2 separate regions of the Homo sapiens genome follow, and region 2 is linked to region 1. A link is a loop called in an ENCODE intact Hi-C map of the cell type or tissue named here. Cell type or tissue: gastrocnemius medialis. All regions are shown on one strand. Links, peaks and the distances in the headings refer to the core of each region. The heading gives the core; the rest is flanking DNA.

What was found. Peaks named below come from ENCODE experiments on the same cell type or tissue, not always from the same donor. Only the 100,000 strongest peaks of a DNase experiment are listed, where the experiment ranks them.
Region 2: a loop joins it to region 1, with 2.5 times the contacts of the local background. A loop is called at or near these places in 7 of 110 quality-filtered maps.

What each region holds. Positions count from the first base shown.
Region 1 is chr2:71,603,497-71,610,499 of GRCh38, reverse strand. All of the region lies in intron 36 of DYSF (dysferlin), which reads right to left. Among named protein-coding and RNA genes, the nearest start is that of DYSF, 140 kb to the right of the region's middle. RefSeq lists a silencer at 6,407-6,701 and an enhancer at 6,600-7,003. In gastrocnemius medialis, for the core only: no CTCF peak of the experiment used is centred there; no DNase peak of the experiment used is centred there; H3K27ac peaks cover 2,348 bases.
Region 2 is chr2:71,990,875-72,001,273 of GRCh38, reverse strand. No RefSeq gene overlaps it. Among named protein-coding and RNA genes, the nearest start is that of CYP26B1, 150 kb to the left of the region's middle. In gastrocnemius medialis, for the core only: a CTCF peak has its summit at 6,018 (motif pointing right); no DNase peak of the experiment used is centred there.

The DNA of each region.
Region 1 (7,003 bases), core at 4,352-6,851:
CAAGGTGGGGCAAGGGAGGCAGGTACTGCCTTAGATAGTTAACCACCAATAACAGCAGTTAGGAACACAGGTGTGAGTCCTAACTCCACTATGTATGACGTTAAATAAATTATTTCACCTCCTATAGCTGAATGTTTTCATCTATAAAATGGTTAGCAAAAGTTGTCAACCTCTAAAGGTTAGGGTGAGGGTTGAGGAAGTTAATACCTGTATAACCTTTAGAGCTTCATGTAAACCTTCAACAGGACTATTAGCCCATGTGGTGTCTTTGTGACAATTAGAGAAAAATGTGCTTAAGACTCTTTACTTCCATGTCAGAAAGTTGTCATATTTTCTGAGTTTATTAGAACAAGACACTTTACTGCCACCTATTGGGAAATTGTTATAATAAATACAAGTATATGGTGTCTGTGCTAGAAATGCAGCCCCTTAGACACAGTGTCCTTGTGCAGTGCCCAACCTGCACATCCATACATGGAGGGCCTGACACTCCGGAAATGTTAACTATAATTAAAAGGACTGTGATAGACACTTTACAGAGCTTGCCTCATGTAATCTCATTTATTAAACAATGAAATCATTGGATTCATTCTCCAAGTGACTTCTGTTGGGTTCCTTCTGCGAGGATGGTACATCCATACAGACGCTCTGCCATAGATGGTGGGAGCAGTCAAAGCAGAGAAAGATATCAGCTTCCCCCCACCTCCATGAATCACTTCACAGCCAACCCAAGCCACACTCCTGTGCAGCGACACCCTGATGACACCATGTTTCCCCCAACCTACAGCAGTTGGAAGCTTAGTCCTAGAATCAGACCTCAACTCTAGTTCCAGCTCTGCCACCTCCTCGCCATTAGGCCTTGGACAGATTACTCAACTTCAGTGACTCAGTATTCTCAGATGAAGATCTGAGATAAGCTGCTCCGAGAATTAAATGAGAGAACACATCTGAAGAGCGCCTGGCACACAGGAGGCGCTTAGTAAATGGCTGTGACTGTAACTATTACTAGAATTGTTGTTAGTACCATTGTTTTTGCCATTGGTGTTGGTGTTGATCTCCCCAGGGTGACTTCAAGAGAGCTGAGCCATTAGAAGCATCTTTCAGAGCAACACTGGCTTTATTACTATCTCTAAGTCACCAGGGCATAAAGCAAAAAAACTTATCATTTTCCTCCAGACCCACAATGCAGGTGACATGATGCAGGAAGCACCTGCATTCCTGACCGTCTGATAAGCAGGGGTGATGGACAGGGCTGCTGCAGTGCACAGCTCCAGGGGCTGCTATGCATGTCACAGTCCACATGAAAGGTGCCCTTGGAGGATGGAGGCAGGGCCTACACAGCTTCTGCAGTGACCTGGCTGCTATGGGGACCCCCAGTTTGATGTCCTCCCTGGGCACTCCAAGGCCACCAGCTGCAGGTGGCAGCACAGCAGGGTGTCCTCTTTAAAGACAGGGTTGCACTTGAATGCCTGCTTGTGGTCTGTTCATGGCCCCTTATGGCTATGCCCAACCCAATATGGACCCAGAGCCAAAAACCCAAGACAAAGAGGGGCCAAAAAAAAAAACCATCAGGGAGGGAACAGCCCCAGGATCCCCTGAGTGGAGTGGCAGAAAGACCAATCTTTCTCATACACTTGTTCTCTTAAAATCACTAAGGAAAACTCATGAATACATTCCTCCCAGAATATTTCCTCTCTAGGCCCCCAAACGCTGGGCAGTATCCACTTTATCCCTCATTTCCTCGGTCTGTCCCTCGGGGCTCCCTCGAGCTCCGTGGTGATGACATTCCTCTCTAAAGGCTGGGGACCAGGCTCCGCATCTTCAGGAGCCTGCTTGCTGAGGACAGGGGAACAAGAACCTGGAGAAGGTTAAGCTCCAATACCGTTTGGAGAAGGCCCTGGAGGAAGAAGGCAGGAGCACACAGCTGCGGAGCGTCGGGCCCAGCGGAGGCAGAAGGAAGAGACAGGCAGAGACAGTGGTTAGAGGTGTGTCCAGGCAGCTTCCTCAGCATGAGGCCACAGCATGCATCCCAAGGCCATCTCTGTCCACCGTGCTGTCCCCAGGGGTCCCAGGACATGCTTCTTCCCTGCCATTTCCTGCCACCTCCCAGGGTTGCCTGCCTCTGTGGCTCCCCCTCTGACCATGCGTCCAAATGCTCCTCCCCAATTTTTCACACTATCTCCTGGATCTGCTCCTTCCCAATTTAAAGACATCCCCATCTCCCAAATCCACCCGCGCCCTCCTCTCTGCAGGCTCCCTCCTCTCCTCTCTCTAATCCTGTCTCCATCCACTACCTCTCCTCCCTCATGTCCACACCACCTGCTTCCCAGTGCACCCTGCTTCTGCCCTCAGCACCCCTCCCCGGAAATTTGTCTCCAGAGTCCCCTACCCGAAGGACACTCGTGGGCTCTTCTCTCTCTCACCCCCTCAGCAGCATCTGGCCAGCTAACCTCATCTCCTTCCCAAACAGTCTCTCTGGATCCACACTGCTGGCCCTCACCCTGTTTGCTGAGCCTCCTCTGCAGCCTTCCCATCTTCCTCCACCAAGCCCTGATCTGCTCCTTAGCCCTCTCCTAGACTTTCTGCTCCCAAACATCTCTGCTAAGCCCCAATATCTTACTGCTTAGTTCATTAATGTGTCCTACTGGCCTCTCACACTGAACTTGTCCAAAACTGGATTCTTCATCTTCCCCCTCAGAACCTGCTCTCTTCAAGTCTGACCCCACCATCTAGACAACCAAGCCAAAAGCTCCCACGCCACCCTTGGCTCCTCCTGCCCCTCATCGCCCTGCCTGACTGATCACCAAACACTGGTAATCCTGTCTCCTGAACATCTCTCACGCCCGCCCACCCATCTCCTTTGCTCAGTGCAAGCCACTACCCTCTCTTGCCTGGATTCACCAGCATCCCCCTTTCACTTGGTTTTGACACCCTCTCCCAACAGCCCACGCGTTCTACAATCTGCAGCCAAGGCAGGCTTTCTAATAATGTCACTCTTTGTTTCAAGTCCTCCAATGTCTTCCCATCTGCTCAGGATGAAGTGCAGACTCTTCAAAGTAGCCTCCACAAGACCTCTAATCTTCCAGCTCCTGCTGCCTTCTCTGGGCATGTCTCTCATGAGATAAATTTCCCCTTGATGACCCCAAGTAGTGATGAACCACCTCCTGGGACACACGCAACCCCTGCCCTTCTGAATGCTAGCAGGTTGCAGGAGGCACCATGCTCTTTTAGCTTTGAGGCTTGGAGCTCAGTGGTCCCTCTGTCTGAAATGCACTTCTACCCCTACTCCTCCTGTACTTCCTATTCAGACAGCAGGTGTCCATTTAAATCTTTCCTGGTGCCCCAAGCTTAAGTACCCCCGTAGCTCCCATAGCAACTTACACTTATTCCCATAGAAAGACACATCAATCCATCACCCATGCTATCTCCACGTGTTCATTTGATTGTGTCCTTGGTTAAACCAGCAATTCTGTACACAGGGACCATAGCTGAATTCCCCCGTCCAACAAATAAATGATTATGAATGGATAACTGAAGGGGAAGAGGGAGGGTGAAGACAGAAGAGTGGGTGGATGGGAGGATAAAGGAATGAATCCAACACGCACTGTCCTCCTTCCTAGCACCCGTGCCTGCTCTAGCCTGACCCTGGGTCCTCCCCAGGCCTGCTCATTACTCCCTCTGGTTCAATGGGCTTTCTTTACTGCCAACTGAATCTAACCCATTTTTAGGGCCTAATTCAAGGTCTCTAGAAAATCTCCCCAAGACGCTCCAGAAACGTCTTATAACCTGACTCTGACTCTCTTAACCCCGTCTACATGACCCTTTCCCCACATACCCCATTCCTATGGTCCTAAGGGATCTCTGATCATCTCCCAGGCAGGAGTCCTGAGGTCTCTGCCAGCTCTTGAGCCTGGTTTTCAACTTTTTTTCTGGTCCAGCCCACTTGAGGGGCACAGCACCCCCTCTCCAGGACAGTAATTCTCAGTGAGGGTGCTGCGACCCTCACTGCAACTGGGAAGCCTCTCAGCACTGCTGGGCAGATGGGGTGTAGACTGAAAGTGCCACCAGAACATCCTGATTCACTGTCCTAGGGTTGATGGAGGACTCTGATAAGCCTAATCAGAGGAAGCCACATTTGACCAGCTCCCGTCTTGCTCCCTTCAAATGCAGGGCAGACCAGGGGCGGCTGCAGAGATGGGTTCTACAGGTGTGCAGAGTGTTGATCAAGCCAGCCCAGACCAAGAAGACCCCAAGAACAAGTGAAGCTCTCTCCCCTACCAGAGCTGAAGCCATCCTCAAGCCCACTTCAGTCTATCAGTCCCGCTGGCCAGTTTACCACGAAGAACCAAGGCCCTGAGCCATGAAAGGGGCACCCCCAGCCCAGTCTAGGGGCCACCATGTTAGACAGGAGTCGCTCCCAGGGCAAGGGAAGTGTTGGCAAGCCTCCTGCATCAGCCGGGTCATCAGTAGCCTATGGACCCTCACCTCACCCAGCAGAGGACAGAAGACGCTGCAGTCACATCCTGGTTCCTCGGGGAGCTCCAGGCAGGGGGCAGCCAGGCAGGCTGGGAGGGCTCCATTGTCTGCCTGCCCCACCCAGCTCGTTAGGAACAATATGTTGCTCTAATTACACTTCCCAGGAAAAACAGTGTTTTAAATTAAGGCCTTGGGGGAGGAATGGGGGATGGGGGACCACTGGCTTTATTTTCCTGATTGCAAAACACCAAATTTTTCCTTCCAGTGGACTTGGGGGTACAGGAGAGTACCCCGGGTACATCTTAGAGTAAAAGCCATATACCCTGCAGCCTGGATGGGTGGATGGAGTGGTATCTGGTGGCCCCCACCCCTGAACTGGCAGTAAAATCAGCCACAAAGCATACGATCCCTCCCACCAGGGCATCCCCTGCCCCAGCAGGAGAGCAGCAGCAGAAGCAAGGGTAATTCTCTAAACCACACCCCCTCCCCTCCCCACCTCCCCGAAATGGTCAGGATCACAAGCCCCATGGGTCTTCTTCTACACATGTTCTGTATCCTAGGGGGCCCTGGGCATTCAGGGACCCACGATCACCTCAGCTGCTGTGTGTGCGTGCATGTGTGTGCCCTCGAGAGTGTACACACTCGCACATGCTCACACGTGCATGCACACATTCTCCAGTTCTCAGGAAATCTAAAATTGCAGTTTCTTTGAACTCATTCCCCTTGGCAGCAAGGACTGCCTTTGTTCTCCAGACAAAAAGGAAAAGAAACCAGACAGAGGGCTCAGAAGAGGCGGGGAGAAGGAGGAAGCTGGGGCCAAGGAGCAAACAGGAAGAGTGAAACACGAAAGGAGAGTGGGAAGAGACTCAGGAAGAGAGGGAAAGACAAAGAAAATGCAGACCGGAGAGCGAAAAGGAAACCCTTCCCTCCATCTGCTCTGTCTGCGAGGACCCAGATCTCCCGGACATCATCAAAGCCTCAGACACACCATGCAACAGCCTCACTTCCTGACCAAGAGCTGCAGAGAGAGGTGTCCCAGATGGGCATAAAGCCTGGGAGAGGGGAAGTTTGTTGTCCAACAGGCCACATCCAGGAGGTGACATGCCCCCAGCCCAAGACACTGCTGCCTGGGCCACCTCCCCACATTTTCTACCAATCCCAACTTCAAAAGCTAGCTCAGTGGCACCTCTTCCAGGAAGTTACCCTCACTGTCCTGCTCTGGGAGCCTTCGACAAGGGCAGACAGTATTTCATCTCATTCACAGGCACTGTGGCTTGGAAATCTCTGCACCTGGCTGCGCTAGCTGAAAGGCACTTCCCACAAGAGAGGATATCCTTAAACCATCCTTCAGAGTCACTTGCCCCATCCGTTCCTACTGGCCTGTCTCCAGTCCAGGCCCCTATCTCAACTGGCTCAAGAGCCTCCTAGCTAGTCTCTCAAACCCACACCTCCTGCAGCCAGACAGCTCCCCAACACACCCATCTTCCCTCACTGCCCCCTGACTCTCATGGGCTCCCATGGCCAGGGGCTCAGGAGGAGGCTCCCAGCCCTCCAGAAAGGCTTGAGCACTCTTCACAGGGATCGGGCCAGGAGCCTGGGAGCAGCCAGATGGGAGATACAAGGCAGGAGCTTGGTCACAGCAAAGAAGACAGAAACACCCTGCTGCGGTCCTACTTACAGGAGGACCAGTGGCAACAGAAGGACCACCCAGCCCTGGGGCTTCTTAAAGCGAAGAGGACTCAGCATCTTGGCATCAGGCTTAGCCTTCAAGTGAGAAGGACATGGGCTGAGCTAGGGGTCCCAGGGCTATCCCCTGGGACTGAGGGAGGTCACAAGGTCATCTTCTGGGGCTGGTCCCTGGACCAGCAGATCATTCATCCCACTGGGATAGGTCCTCCTTGGACCCTTTGAACCTGCTGGCCTGGCCCAGCCCTGTGCCTAGCACACTCCTAGGACTTGCTCTCCCCTGGCCCTGCTGACCCACACCCACCCTCAGCCTGCAGCCTGCTTGGCCCTGCAGGGGGCACTCGGTGCTCTTCGGGCTCTGGCCCATGAGCTGCAGTTTTGATTTGCTTTCTGACGAGACTGCAGCCAGATCCCTGCCCTCGGAATCTGAGCCTTCACTGTTACATATTACGAATCCAGTTATTAAGGATTTTAACTTTTTTTTTAATAACTCATCCCTGGGCTGGGTCTTCTTCAGAGCAGGCTGTGGGTTTTGGCCACAAAGTGCACTCAATCAACAGAGAGGGCTCCGTGCTGCTTCCCTGGACAGGACTCCACCTCCCTTTCCAAATCGGCAGTCTTTTGCAACTGCAGCCAGAAGCAGGAGGCCGCCTGTCAGGCGCAATTACAGCGAGCTCACTTGGCGGACCCCACCTCGGTCTGGGAGCAAAAGGAAGTGAGGTAAGGGGTGCGGGGCCTGTGGATCCCACATCCTGACTCTGCACTTCAAGTCCAAATTACACTGAAAATGTCAAATAGTGTCCGCTGTCGGTCTGGGGATTCCCTAATGGCAGGAAGTGGC
Region 2 (10,399 bases), core at 4,849-7,348, 390 kb before region 1:
CCTTGTCATCTCTGGGAGGGGTTAAGGAGCCATTTCTTTCTGTTCTCTGGGACATCAGGAATGTATGCATTTCTCCTGGGCTAGTGGTTTGCTTTAATCTTGAGGATCCTGGGAATTGTGCAGTTGATCATGTTTCATCTTGGCACTGGCTGTTAGAAATTTTAGAGCCAAATTTGTGGCCCACCCCTAGCAAATGGATCAAAGTTTATAGTATGTTTATTTTGTATTAGTCCCATCCTTGGCTCCATTTTATGGCTTTACCCTTGCTTTTACATTTTTTTTCTTTCTCACCTGCTTCTAATTTATGTCGTCCTGCTGAATTTTATGCATCTTTGTAAACTGCCTTAAATCCTTTTGTGAAACAAAGAGGTGTATACACAAACAGATAAATAAATACATATTCTATGTCATTACTAGACAACATATCATAGTTTTTGGCTTGGGAAATAGGGTCCACATAGCTGCTGATCTCCTCCTGGGCCACTGTCCTTCTACAAGAGCATCCAAACAGACAAACTGTGAGCAAAGCCAATAGTCCACTCTCCCAGGGGTGAGAAGACAAAAAGCAAGCCAGTAACTACACAGTAAGATAGGTGGTGTTGAGCGATGTGATGAAAATACAGTAAGGAGGAGCAGGCATGGACAGGCCAGCCAGGGAGGAGCTCCCAGAGAGGCTATATTTGAGCAGAGCCCAGGGAAGACAGGGAGTTGGTCAAGGAGTGAATGGTGGAAGGACATTCCAGGTAAAGCTATGAGGCAGGTTAAGAGTGCAGGAAGAAGCCAAGGAGGCCAGTGTGGCTGGAGCCATGTGAGTGAAGGGGAGCGTAGCAGGCAACGGAGGGTGGGGACTGGACCCAGTAGGGCCTCGGAGGCCACAGGAAAGACTTGATGTTCTGAGATGAGAAGCCTTTGGTGGGTTTGGCCAGAGGCGTAATGTGATCTGACTGAAGTTTCAGCACAATCATCGTGACCACTGGGGGCAAGGACGAAGCAGGGAGGAGTCAGGAGGCTGCTATAGTAGTGCAGACAGGAGCCCGTGGGGGTATGAACTACAATAGTGGCAGTAGAAGGTGGAAGAAGAGGTCAGAATCTGAATCTTTCTCCATACTGTGTCACCAAACTAGAAGTCTGTTTTGTCCACTCTTGTTGCCTACAGGTCCCTGTCCTTTTCACACCTCAAACAGTGCAAACTGGCTGCTTTCCACACCTCTTCATCCACAACTCTTCTGCATAACATGGCCCTTGTGAGACCCTGGCCTCTGTCACTCCTATGAACCAACTCTCCAACATCTCCTCCAACCTGGCACAGGGCTCCATCAAAATCTCCCCGGCTTCTCTTGCACTGCCCACCCCTTTGAGCTTGGTGCTTCAGTTTGTCTTTGTCCTTTTCACACTCAGAAACTGCTACATAATTAGCAGGGCTCAGTGCAAAATGAAAATGTGGGTCCATGGTTCAACAATTATTAAGAAATTCAAGATGGCGACAGCAAAGCATTAAACCAAGCATATGCCCTCTGAGCACGGGTCCTGTGTGGTCAACTGCCCATGCAGCCAGCCTTTCTCACTCTACACGTTCTTGGGATAATCTCATGCATGTTGGCCTTAACTACCACACACAGCAATGACTCCCAGGTGCATCTTTTTCTTGAGCCCCAGACCCATCTGTTGGCCCCACGTACTGACACCAACACTTTGTCATTTTTGCAGGCAACTTGAAAGCAGTAAGTTAAGACTGGACACATTATCTTCTCCCAAACCTGCTTCTTCTTGTGTATTCTCCTATCTTCATACCGAATACATAGAAAAAAAATCCTTTTTGAATACCTGTAAATTCTTTACAAAAATCGACCATGTACAACTATATAAACAGAAGCTCAAGATATTTCCAAAACCGTTATAGTGCAATAAAACTAGGAATAATAAACAAAAATAAATGGTTTTCTAAAACTAAAATCATTGATAACCATTTAAAAAATTGCTATCTACTTAAAAATTAATAATAAAAAACAAGATATATGAAGGTCTATAGGGTGAAACCAAAGCTACCCTCAGAGTAGAATTCATTGTTTAATTATTTTATTATAAATAAAAGTTTGAAAAGAACTGGCTGAGAGTTTTATTCCTGAAACTAGAAGAGAAACAACAAAACATCAAAATAAAGTAGATGAAAAAAATGAAGCAGTAGACAGAGAAAAATAGGATTGATACAGAAAACCAAAACAAGTTTCTATTGATTTACCTTGACAATAAATATTTATTATGTGCCTATGTCTAGGTACTGCACAAGGTCACTGAGGATGCTGAGATGAACAAAATAGATGTGATTTTTCTACTTGTGAAATTCTTTTGAAAAGATTATTAAAAAATAGATACTTTTTTAAGACTGGCAAAAAAAGGAGTAAAAAAGAATGCAAATACATAATTTCTTCAGTAAGAAAGTAGATATGTATTAGTCCATTTTCATGCTGCTGATAAAGACACTCCTGAGACTGGGTAACTTATAAAGAAGAGAAGTTTAATAAACTCACAGTCCACGTGGGATCATGGTGGAAGGTGAAGGGCATGTTTTACATAGCAGCAGGCAAGAGACAATGAGAATCAAGTGAAAGGGGAAATCCTTTATAAAACCATCAGATCTTACGAGACTTACTCACTACCACGAAAACAGTATGGGGGAAACTGCCCCCATGATTCAATTATCTCTCACCAGGTCCCTCCCACAACATGTGGGAATTGTGGGAGCTACAATTCAAGATGAGACTTGGGTAGGAAAACAGCCAAGCCATATCAAGATACAACTACTTATGTAGAGGGAATTTTTAAAAATTTAATATCACATACATATTTATTTTAGTAAATTTGAAATTCTAGATGAAATGACCACTAATGTAAGTATAAATCGCAAAAATGGTTCAAGAAAAGGCAGAAGATCTAAAAGACCAATAATCACAGAAGAAAGGGCAAAGGTAATAAAATACTTAACACCCCGAATACCTCAGGGTAGATGGTTTTATAAGTGAGATCTATCACATCTCCATAGGGCAAATATTTCTTATCTATACTTAGAGATGAAGTCCTTCCTGAGCAATTTTATGAGACTAATTTAGCTCTGATACTAAAATCTGACAGAGATGGTGCCAACATATAGACCAATTTATGGAAGTGTAAAAATCCTAAATAAATTATTGAAAATTTCAGTGAAACAATGTATTAAAAGATAAAATATCATGACTAAGCATTTCAGAAGTTCAAGTCTGGTTCAGTAGTAGATATCCATACATTTATATTAATAGCTAAAGAAAAAAAATGATGCCAAAATTTCAATAGATGCCAAAATCTTATTTGGCAAAATTCAAATTTTGTCCTTGTTATATTCTCCTAGCAAGTCATGAGAATAAGGAGAGTTTACTAAATAGACAAAAGTATCATAAAATCCAGTGAGCCAAGATCGCGCCACTGCACTCCAACCTGGGCGACAGCAAGACTCCATCTCAAAAAAAAAAAAAAAGTATCATAAAATCATTGAACATCATCCTTAATGATTAAACACTAGAAACACCACCAAAATCAAGAATAAGACAAAGATGCTCACCATCACGGCTATTATTTATCATTGTTCTGGAGGTTCTAGCCAAAATAATGAAAAAGCCAAGTAAAGAACCACATGTAGTAAATTAAAAAGGAAAAATCGTCATGATTGTGGATAATGTGAATAGATGACATATCCAAGAGAATCAGCCATCAAGTATGTAAACTGAGTTCTGTGAAGCATCTAGATTAAATTTATATTAAAAAATGAAAATCCATAGGCTTCCTACATAGCAACAAAAACCTGTTAGAAAATTTTAATAAAATTCTTCAAAGAGCATGCTTAACTACAAAATAATTAGTCACATATTTAAAAAGAAATGTATAAGGCATACATAAAAATTAAATAATTTTCTTCAAAGATATAGGAGAATATTTGAGTTAGTAAGTGAAGAGACACAAGTTCTTGGATGGGTAGATTTAATTCTATAACAATATCAATTATTCCCAAATTGCTCCATTAATTTAATTGAATTCCAAGGAAAAACAATTCTATTTTTTTGTAAAAGAAGAAAATTAGGAGGGAATTTATTCTACGAGCAATCAAAAAGCACCATAAAGCCACAGTATTAAAAATTGTACGATACAAGTACAGAAAAAGGTAAGTTGTTGAATGAAAGAGAATTGGAAGTGTAATAGATACACATATGTACAAATGGGAAGTAAATATGTAAATAAGTGGCAATCATAATAGAAGAGGGTATTTTTTTAAATAAATAGGATCAGAATATTTGGATATTCATTTAAAAAATGTACATAATAAATTGACACTGCATTTTAAAAATTCAGACTAAGTAATTAAATATGAAACATGAAACATCTTACCATAAAAGTATTGGAGAATATTTGCATAATATTTCCATCTTTTTAAGCATAACTTAAAGCCTAAAATATATAACATAAAACATTGTCAGATTTTATTAAAATCTTCTCTCTAGCAAAATATCTAAATAGATCTAAGAAGACATATTCAAAACTAGAAATAATATTTGAATATAAATACACCTGAACAAGTCATTAATATCCACAATATATAAATAACTTTTACAAAATATTGATAACTCATACAAAAATGGACAAGGATTATGAAGAGGAGCAATTCATAGAAATCAATGCTTAACTTCTCTAATAATCAAAGAAGTAAAAAATCAAATACAGATTTTTCAGTCTGACAGAAATGATTAAGTGCAATTGTCCAGTATTGGTGTGGGTAAATTAATGCAAATCATTAAGGCAGATTAAGTTCAAAATGTCTATCCCTTTTACTCAACAATTCCATTCCTGGGAACTTAACCTATAAAAATATTTACACAAGTGCCCCAAAGTAATATATAAGAATGTTTATTGCAGTATGGTTTGTAATAATGAAAAATTGGAAACACTCTAAAGGTTCATGAGTTGGGGGCTGATTAAATTAATTATGGTAAAATCAAGTGCCAAATCGTGCAAACGTGTACAGGGAGGATGAGGAAATGAGAAGAAAAACTTGGCAGCAACATCAAACTCTTACTTTTGTAGCCCAGAGACCATAATCCACTTGGATAGCAGGAAATAACTTAGAATCTTCTAGGTTTAACTCTTTCATTTGATAGACGAGGGATCTGATCCCTGACCAATGGTAGTCCATCTTCTACTTGAAGCCACTGGATGGAAACCCTGGTTGTGAAACTTCCTTTGTTATGTAGAGCAAATCTGTCTCTGAAACCTACTTGTCACAAGAGAGCAGCTAAGGAGACAGGGAATGATGGATGAGAGCCAGAGGAGGCAGAGTTCAATGTAACGTAAAACACTTTAGCATCACCTAAAGATCACACTGAAGGTGTGCTGGCAGGGTAGCTGCTGTGGAAGTACTGTAGGAGGGATGTTTGAAAAATGGGTTTGATTCGTTGACCACCAAGGTCACTTCCAGCCATATCTCATGAGTCTATGATTTCACTCATTGGACCCAGTTTTGCCCTTTGGAGAAACACAGATTCAGTCTGGTCCTTATCCCCTTAAAACCCTTCAGATACTTGGAGATAACGCTCCAGTTGACTTTTAGTGTTTCTTCACCAGCTCTACATCTCCAGTTCCTTCCTTTCTCCACACACACTTCTCATATATTATGACTCCTTGATACTTCTTCCTCCAGTCCAACTTTCTTTGGTCACTTAAAAAAAAAATTCTTCAACTATGAAACCAAGAATTTACCAAGAATTCCAGCTGTGGTGTGACCAATGTAGGATATGGTGAGATTTTGACCTTCCTTACTTGGGACACATGGTTCCTGTTTGTAAAGTCCTAAGCTACTTCTTTGACAGCCATTTTATATAGCTGGATCATGTTAGACTCACAGAAGGGATGCATGCTGTAAATTATCGTGAGGTTATGTGTGGCACAACTCTAGGGGGCTCTATTTACAACCTATTGTAGATTTACATATTTCCTTCAGTAGTTTTTCCAGCAGATGGCAGTAAAGTTTCTGAGGAAGGGGGGTGCCTTAGTTCTAAATCACACAAAGATCTTTTCTGGGCTGGCAGTGACCCTGGCTCATAATCAATTAAAAAATATTTTTGATATGAATGTAGTATCTTTATGGCGGACTCTCCAACATCCATCCCTCCTTTCTTCCTTCCTAAAAAATCCCAATTTTGCTCAGCTATCCACCCTTCCCCCATGTGACTTCAGGGAAGGCTCCAGACAGTAGATCTGGATTACTGTAAAAAATCAGGGCTTCTGAGTCTTGAACTACTGACATTTTGGGCCATGTAATTATTTGTTGTGGGAGCTATCCTGCACATTGTAGGATGTTCAGCAGCATCCATGACATCTCTGTCCACTAAAGGCCATAGCATACTCCCACCTTACCAGTTGTGACAACCAAAAAATGTTCCTAGGTATAGTCAAATGTTTCCTGGGGGCAAAACTGCCCTGGTTGACAACTGCTAGCCTAGAGTATCTCAGAGAAGTAAAGCTTTCACACCCACAGCTGCTTTGCCTGTCTCCTTGTTATAGGAGATGATAAATTGCCTTATCCATCTTGAATCAGGTATTTTTGTTACTTGCAGCCAAAGGCATCCCCAACTAATGCAAGGAATTACTGCTAACTCATGTCTACCCTTCCTGTGCTTATACAATTTCTTTTTTTACACCTGAAGGGAAAATCTCCACACTATCTCCATTCACTTTGTTGTTGTTAGCTTTAATCCAAGTTCCAGTCTGGCAAAATACTTTAGAATCCTAATTTTGTCATCCAAATTATTAGCTATCCCTTGCAGTTTGGCATCATTTGTAAATGATGATAAGCATGTCATAAATACTTTTGTGTGAGTTGTTGATTAAAAAATATTTTATCAATATTCTTTAGGTATAGTTGTTCAGCCAGTTACAAATCCGCCTAATTAACCAGTAGCCAACTCACATTTCTCCATCTTATCTACTAAGATTTCAAAAGAAACTTCTTCAAATATCTCACTGCAGTCAGGAAGAGCCATGCCTATAGTACTTCCTGATCCTTGATTCAAATAAGCAAGTATAAACAGACTAGGTCATTTGGCATGAGCTATTTCTTGAGAACCCATGTTTATGCATGGTGATTTAGTGTGCAGAAACTGTCTACTCAGTGGTCCATCCTGGTATCTTATTGGTAAGAGATGTCACACTTATCAGTTTGCAATTTCCACATGCTATCCACCTCGCCTATGTGAAAAATATTCAACATTTGTCAATCTTCTGTTTTGTGGCCCGTCTCTAGTTCTCTATGACCTCAAAAACATTATCAACAATGGTTCAGTAATCACATTTGCAATGATATTTGGTGCTCTGAGAATTCATCCAAGACCTGAATTCATTTAAAGCTACCTCTTGTGTAAAATAATTTAAATAAAGGGGCCCATACACTTACTCAACCAAATACCACAGATGCAAAGGAGTCTCTGCTAAACACAGGGCTTATGAGCCTGGATTAGGAAACACCACAAAGAGTTATCAAACTCCATCTCAGCATCCAGCACAAATAACCAGGATGATCAGTAAACTAAGGGGGAAAGAGAACCTTGAGAGAGCCCTATGCACACAATAAGTGACTCTAATGAGAAAGAAAAATAGACAGAACCGAGCTAAGCTGGTAACCTTCACTAGTTTGGCATACAGTTCGACCTCTTCCCTCTGACCAATTCCTTCTCTCTACTTAGTCCTGTAGCCTCCAATCAAAGACTTTATTGATATGGAACCCCGGGAAGGAGCCTGCAGTGATGTCAGGGCCCACTGAGCTGAGTGAGCAACTGTAGCAGATGTCAGGCTGGGGAGATGAGCTGGGACCAACAGAAATTACAATGTCAGCCTATAATCCCTGAGCTTTGGGAGACCGAGGCAGGAGGATCACTTGAGCTCAGGAGTTTGAGACCAGCCTGGGCAACATGGCGAAACCCCATCTCTACAAAAAATTAAAAAATTAGCCAGGTGTGGTGGCACACACCTGCAGGCACAGCTACTTGGGAGGCTTAAGTGGAAGGATCACCTGAGCTCAGGAGGTAGAGGCTGCAGTGAGCTGTTATCACACCACTGCACTCCAGCCTGGGCGACAGAGAGACCCTGTCTCAAAAAAAAAAAAAAAAAAAAAAAAGAAAGAAAGAAAGGAAAGAAAAGAAGAGAAGAGAAAAAAAAAAGCAAGGAAGGAAAGAAGGGAATCCCAAAGGGATGACACGCTGGCTCTGGCTCTCCTTGACTGTGGGGAGATGGAGGAGTCTGCATCACAGAGCCACATTCTCCTCCAGGTTTAGCGTAGAGGCAGGGGAAGGATTTTGCAGGTTCAGGCTGATCAGGTTTTAGTGTCTCTGTCATCTAAATACTGAATATTGGCTATATATGCCATGGAGGGATGTTGACCTCAATCCACACCAAGAGAATGCCATAGTACCCACAGTCTGCTGTAGAGGGGAGATGGGTCTGCAATTCTTCTCATTCCCAGGCTAGACTCTCATTCCCCACTTGAAAAGCGGTTAAGAGGGCTGGAGCCAGAATCAAACTGATTGGGTTCAAATAATGGTTCTCCTAGTTATTAGCTTTGGAACATTAGGCAAACCACTCAACCTCACTGAGTTTTATTCTCCTTGCTGGAAAACAAGATAGAACGTGTGAAGGATGCTTGGTGCGATGATAGCTACTGTTGCTCTGAAATCACCTGCTTTGGAAATCTCCTCCTTGCAGAGGCTGTTGACAGAAGAAAAAGTCAAGGCATTCTGAATTTGGTCCTCAAAAGAAAACATTGGTCCTGGGGTTTATATAGTCTGATGAGGAGGGTTGAAGCTGAAACAGAGCCATGAAATCAAAGGTTCAAGTGATTTCCTTTGTTGCTGAAGGTGGGTTCTTGGATTCACTCTTGAGCAATGACCCTTCTGACTAAGCAAAGCAAAGGCAATGGATTTCCAAAGAGCTGAGTTTCTCTGCATAACAATGTTAACAGGTTATCATGAATGAGGGTGGTGGAGGTGGAGAGGGGTGGACAGAATTACACTCTGTAGACAGATTTACTTCCTTTAAAGGAATGCCTCTTTCACAACGACTGGATCAGGCTGTCTTACTTGGTATCATACTGCTTGTTCTCAGGAGGTATTTCTATGTTACTCTTCAAGCATTTGGTCACGGATCTGGGAGGGGACCCTGAAGATGACAGAAAGCCTGTGCAGGCTTGGTCAACAGGGTTGCTGGAGGAAGGATGAAAAAGAAAGGGTTTTGGCTTGGCTAAGACTATTAATAGGTCACAGAAGATGTTTTTCAAGACTAAATAATCTAGAATTTGGGAAATGTCTGGACTTGAAACTTTCTGTTCAGGTATCTTTTAAGGGCCAAAGGGCAAGACTGTATTCCCATGGATGGGGCTGGGGTTTTCTTGAAGGAAGCTGATTTTCCATTGTCAATCATGCTTATGGAGGGTTAATCATAGGGCTGGAAAATAAAAACTTTGAAGGTGGACCTTAGCATTAAGGGAGGGAAACTGCCTTCTGTCTGTAAGCCTTGGGATATGACTCAACTGGATCTTGCCTTGGCTGTCACACTGAAGGACACCTCCTTTGGCATGGCCTTAGTGACAAGTAGCACGCGGGGACAGGGCATGCAGTTCAGCCTCTACTCCAGCAAGGCAGGCCGGAATCCAGGAAAAGAGGAAGGCAGCAGAGGGTCCCCATGAAGGATACTGGGCCCGTGGACTCTGAGGGAAGCCATTGATAATATTCAGTGTAAACCCCTTGGGTGATAATCCTGCCTGCCATAGCCTACCTTTCAGCCAGCTTGTGTTAAATTCTACATCCCAATCTCATTTCAGCAGAGGAAAGGCAGGAGGGTGATACTCCCACATTTGGGAAAGAGATGGTACAAGGAGAGCAGGAGTATCTAGAGGGAAGCTGATCTTGAGCCTACCAAAGGCAACACGTTGAACATGCATTGTTCCAGAGCTAGATGATATATAGGGTGGGAAGAACACAGGAGGCAATGGGTGAACACACCAATATTCCTGAGGAAGTCCAAACAGAGTGGGCAAGGGACAGGAGCTCTGACTTCTGTGATTTGAGGATTAAAGGGAAGTGTGGCTTCGTAAGTTGGTAAAGCCTGGAGTGTCAGGGTATGCACCTGGGTCACCTTCTGGCTGCATGGCTTTGTGCAAGCTACTTATCCTTCCAAGTCTCAGTTTTTCCATCTGGGAAATGGGGCTAATAATAGTGACTGCCTCATAGAATTTTTGTGAAGATTAGATAAGCCATGGTAATAACCCAATAGATAGTTACTATTATCATTACTAATCCCAAGAGTGCTGGAAAAGGGGAATTAGTGCGCT